Linked DNA regions of Mus musculus: region 2 is linked to region 1. The links are chromatin contacts, found by Hi-C or POLR2A ChIA-PET in ENCODE. All regions are on one chromosome and are shown on one strand. Each heading gives the region's core, a stretch centred on a gene start or an enhancer-like site at or near the end of the contact. The rest is flanking DNA. Distances are from core to core; before and after follow the strand shown. Region 1 holds the start of Mdc1 (mediator of DNA damage checkpoint 1). Region 2 holds the start of Dhx16 (DEAH (Asp-Glu-Ala-His) box polypeptide 16).

Region 1 (2,630 bases), core at 83-2,582:
ATAATCCTCTATTGAGTATTGTGTTGTATCAGGCATAATAGCCAAACGAGACAGGGAAGTAATAACTCCAAAAATTGATTTGCTCAGAATAACACAGCATGTAAATAGAAATGAGTCACAAAGCCCCCAGTTTATACACTCTCATCAGCATACTTCAGCTTGAAGTGCAAAGAACCAGAGAAGCTAACATATAAAGAGGGGTTTATATGTTAAACAGTTTTAACACATTAGGTTGACTGATTCATTTGTTCTTGAGAAGAACCCTGTAAAAGTATGGTTGTTCTTTTTTTTTTTTTTTTCCCAGATGAGAAACGTCAACATAGATGGGTTAAGGACCGTCTCTAAATCACTCCTAGCGTTTTCTCGTGGCTGCTAAGTTCACAGAATTAAAGTAGCTCCTTGGCAAGACCCTTTCTGTCTTTGTTTGCTTGTTTTCGAGACAGGGTTTCTCTGTGTAGCCCTGGTTGTCCTGGAACTCACTCTGTAGACCACCAGGCTGGCCTCCAACTCAGAAATCTGCCTGCCTCTGCATCCCCAGAGCTGGGATTAAAGGCGTGCCCCACCACGCCCGCCCGGCCCCCTTTCTGTCTTTGACATCTCTTTCCAGATCAGTACGGGTGGAACTGTATCTACATCCCCACCTCCCCTACTCGGGTCCGTCCTATTTACTCTGCAGGAATTATGCACACCTGGTACCGGTCAGTATTTGGGCATGCATCCTCAAAATGAATCCTGCTCTCATGGTAACTACATAGCCGGCGTTACTAACAGACAAACTAGAGACAGAAATTCAAAACTGCATGGGTGGATTTTACCTATAAAGATGTCACACACGGGGAAAACGCTGAAAGGAAAAGTAGTGTACCCCAAGAAGTAAACTCCGTCCTGCCAACCCAGCAGACGCCTACGACCCTTTGCTCCAAGTGAAGGGCAACCATCTTTGGTACCTACGCTGGAGTTCGTTCCCTCGTGGCCTAAGGTTTCCGTGTCACCAAACCTACACCCGGGCCAGGGCGCCAAGCAAGGATTAGCATAAAAAAACCTAAAACCGCAACCCAAATTACCTCAGCCCAGTGACACCTAGGGCACGCCCCTCCCGCCCTCAGGAGGAATCAAAGATGGTAACCCGGGCGCGGGCTGCCGAACTCACCGACTGAATCCGCGCGCGCGCGCCACCAGTAACGGCCGCTACCAGGTGGCGGGAGTGCGAATCCCGGAAGAGAGTCGGTGGGCTGATTGGCTCCTGGAACTGTCTTTTACTGCTGGAAGCGCGCCGATTGATTCAAGTCGGAAGCCCCGCCCCTGCCTCACCTCCTCACAGCTCAAATGTGCGGCTACCGGCGGGAAACAGGCTGAAGAAAACGCTAATCAGGAGGGTGTGGCCTGAGAATCCCGCACCGTGATTGGGTAGTGCCCTAGGCCAACCCTCCGTCGCTACGTCATCCACGGACTACTTCCCGCGCAGATTTCCAAACGCCTACCAGAGAGTCTGGCGCCAGTTACCGGCGGCGGCTAGAAGGGCTCTATCATAGAAGTCATTCCAAGGCCAGAGCGCCCTTCTCGGTCATCCCAGAAATGGCGCCAGCTGACTCACGAGAAATGGGGGGTTGCAGGCAGCAGTCGTGGCTGGAGGCTGCAGATTGGAAAACACCCTGTAGGCGTGGCACTTTAGAACTCCCTATTGCAGAGGGATTTTATTTCCGTTTGATTTGGACTGTTTACTTGCTTTTCTTCCACATCTATGTATGTACGTATTAATGTATAAAATGACGGACTTTTTTTTTTTTTTTTTTTTTTTGGTTTTTCGAGACAGGGTTTCTCTGTATAGCCCTGGCTGTCCTGGAACTCACTTTGTAGACCAGGCTGGCCTCGAACTCAGAAATCCGCCTGCCACTGCCTCCCGAGTGCTGGAATTAAAGGCGTGTGCCACCACGCCTGGCCAATGACGGACATTTTGAGGTCATCTTCCTAAATGGAAGATCCTAAATACAGCAAGCTGTTTTGCTAAAACCTCAAAGTCTGTCGTCGTCTTTCAAAAGAGGAGAAAAGTATAATAAAATAATTTATTTCATTATAATAAAACATGAAGGTATTCCAGGAAAGTGGCTTGTATAGTTCTTTCCCGTTGGTTTTTTCAATATGTCCATAATAAATCGCCAGACGTTTGAAGCTTTAAGTTGGATGACTTATCCGTGTTCCTAAAGTAAATGAGACAAATTCAAGTAGCACGAAATAATCAATAATCGCTTTCATTGTTGGCATAACCAAAATTGAAATATTTTTAATGAATAAAGGAGTATTGATGTAACTTAAATGTTCTTTGTTGTTGTTGTTGTTGTTTTGGTTTTTTGTTTTTCGAGACAGGGTTTCTCTGTGTAGCCCTGGCTGTCCTGGAACTCACTATGTAGACCAGGCTGGCCTCGAACTCAGAAATCTGCCTGCCTCTGCCTCCCAAGTGCTGGGATTAAAGGTGTACACCACCACTACCCGGTTAAATGTTCTTTTATTTAAAAGATGACTTGAGCTGTATGTTGATTGCATGTCTTTGATTCATTTTCTTTAAGCCAAAGAAGGGTCTCACTATGTGCCTCCGCTAACCTCGAACTAACTAACTTAGCAGGTCAGCCTTG
Region 2 (2,630 bases), core at 87-2,586, 38 kb before region 1:
GAGCAAATGATTACTGAAAGCCATCCCGTGGTGGAGGCAAAGAACCAGCTCTCACAGGTTGTACGCTCACAGCCTCACACGGGCATATGCACGAACTAAAACTTCTTCCTAACTTTAATGACTTACTTTTATTTTTATGTGCACTGGTGTTCTGCCTGCAACGTGAGCTGTGTGTGAGGGTGCTGAATCTCATAGAACTGGAGTTACAGTTGTGAGTTGCCACGTGGGTTCTAGAAATTGAACCTGGTTCCTCTAGAGGAACAGCAAGTGGTCTTAATCCCTGAGCCATCTCTTCTTGCCCCACGATAGAATTTTTTTTTTAAAGTATTGGTTCTGAGCTTAAGTAGTTTATGTTCTAAAACCCATTTTCTTTTCATGATTTATTTTTCATTTATTTATGTGTATGGGGTACCTGGCAAAGGCCAGAAGCCCTCCGATCTCCTTGGAGCTGGAATTACAGATGGTTGTGTGCCACTAGGCCTGGTTGCTGAGAACTGAACTCAAGTCTTCCAGATGCACAAGGGGTCTTAACTGCTAAGCCATCCCTCCCCAGCCTCGATCCTATTTCCTAAATGCTAATTCTCCTAGCTCTGTTCTCAGTGACTCTTTCCCAGGGCTGGGGATTGAATCCAAGGCTTACTGTATGCTAGACAAACATTCTACCAACTGAGCTACATCCTTAGGCCTGGGGTATGTGCTGTAACTAACAATGGCTCTAGCTTAAACATGTATGTAGAGCCCCATCTCGAGTCTTCTCCACAGACCTGTATACACCCAACACCTAGCATGATATCTAGATAACAGAGGAAAAAAATTAAATGGTGGGCGGAACCAAGAATGAAAGGTCTCTCTGTCACCCCACTACCAGGGAGGCTCGCTGCAAGTTCTAAGCCAGCCTGTGTACTATATTGAAAGTTGCAGGCTATCACAGAATAGACAGCCACACTGCGTACGAGCCAATTCGGCTGTGAGTGGCCTGCCCCGGCGGCACACACCTTGCTCCAGAGCTTCAGGGCGAAGTCCCGCGCCGGCCCCCCGAGGTCCAGGGTGTCGGTGTCCCGCAGGCGCTGCACGAACTCCTCGGCGGAGGCGCAGCGCTGTGCGGTGCCGATCAGGAACTGCGCGACGTGCCGCTCGCTCAGCCCCAGCACCGAGTGCAGCTCCTCCTGCACCCACCGCTCCAGCCCCGCCGGCGTCGCCATGGCGACGCGTCCTGCTCCGGGCGCGCAACCGCGGAACGGCCAGGACTGCGGCGGGGACAGAGCCTGCGGTACTACCGCCTCGCTCCGGCTGCCGTAGAGACTCCAATTCCACAGACCGCGAAACCCGGAAAGAGTCGCGCTCTTCCGGCCAGGGATCGACGGTGGCTGGGCGGGTTCAAATCGCGCAGCCTCTTTCCCGACGCTAAGTGCAAGAGGCTTTCATGCACAGCCTCGTCCAAGCTCTCCGTCGCCCCCTAATGATCTGTGCGCGGGTGCAGTTCTCTATCAATACAAGCTGTCAGTGATGACTAACTAGTTCCCACAGCTGGGATAAATAAAAGACGTACAAATCAGGGTTAGGAAAACAAGATATATAACAAAGGGCTGGAGAGACGGCTCAGCGAAGTCGAGTTCGATTCGGTGCACCCACATCCCTCACCAACAACCACGTATATCTCCAGATCCAGGAGGATCTACCACCTCTGGTCTCTTCTGACACCTGCACTTGTGTGCACGTGCTCATACACAAACACACATACACCTAATTTTTTTAAAAATAAATTTTTTTTTTTTGGTTTTTCGAGACAGGGTTTCTCTGTCTTGGAACTCACTTTGTAGACCAGGCTGGCCTCGAACTCGGAAATCTGCCTGCCTCTGCCTCCCGAGTGCTGGGATTAAAGGCGTGCACCACCACGCCCGGCCTAACTTAAAATATTAAAAATTAAAACAACAAAAACTAAAGGTACATAATAAATACATTTAGGTGGGAGTTTGGGTATCATAAGATTTTAATATTTATTTATTTAATGTGCATGTGGGTTTGCCTGCATGAATTTATCTGCACAGTATGTGTGTGTGTGTGTGTGGTGTGTGTGTGTGTGTGTGTGTGTGTGCCCTTTTAGGTCAGAGATATTGTGTCTCTCTGAACTTGGAGTTACTGGTGGTTGGGACCTGCCTGATATAGGTGCTGGGAACCAAACACCAGTCTTCTGAGAGCAGCAAGTGCTCTTAACCACTGAATCATCTCTCCAGCCCCTCTATTGGGTGTGTGTGTGTGTGTGTGTGTGTGTGTGTGTGTGTGTGTGTAGGCATTTTACTTGCAAGTATGTATACCACTCAGAATCTGGAGGAGGGCATTGGATCTCCTGAAAATGTAGTTAGGGGTGTTTTTGAGACATCACGTGAGTGCTGGGAGTTAAACCTAAGTGTTCTTAATTGAGAAGCCAGCTCTCCAGTTCACCATTTAAAAAACAAAAACAAAAAACAAAAAAACACGGGACTCATGTACAATTAGCTGGCCTTGTATGTACTACATAGCTAAAGATAACTTTGAACTCTTATTTATTTATTTATTTACTTACGCACTTAATTACTTACATCCTCAAAGCTGCCCCCTCCTGGTCCCCCCTGAAAGAGTTTCTCCCCCTA

The links. A loop is a pair of places that touch in the nucleus more often than their neighbours do. ChIA-PET counts read pairs that join two places held with the same protein, here RNA polymerase II (POLR2A).
Region 2: POLR2A ChIA-PET joins it to region 1 with 65 read pairs in Patski. The contact joins the promoter of Dhx16 here to the promoter of Mdc1 in region 1. A Hi-C loop is called at or near these places in 27 of 37 maps with a recorded cell type or tissue (CH12.LX, CH12F3, Patski and 10 more). POLR2A ChIA-PET finds 5 or more read pairs at or near these places in 5 of 5 experiments (Patski and embryonic stem cell).

The regions. Positions count from the first base shown.
Region 1 is chr17:35,840,200-35,842,829 of GRCm38, reverse strand. Mdc1 (mediator of DNA damage checkpoint 1) reads right to left here and starts at 1,332. Exons shown (of 16, transcript NM_001010833.2): 1 at 1,151-1,332.
Region 2 is chr17:35,878,484-35,881,113 of GRCm38, reverse strand. It overlaps Dhx16 (DEAH (Asp-Glu-Ala-His) box polypeptide 16), which reads right to left and starts at 1,336. Exons shown (of 20, transcript NM_026987.2): 1 at 996-1,336. The coding sequence starts at 1,202.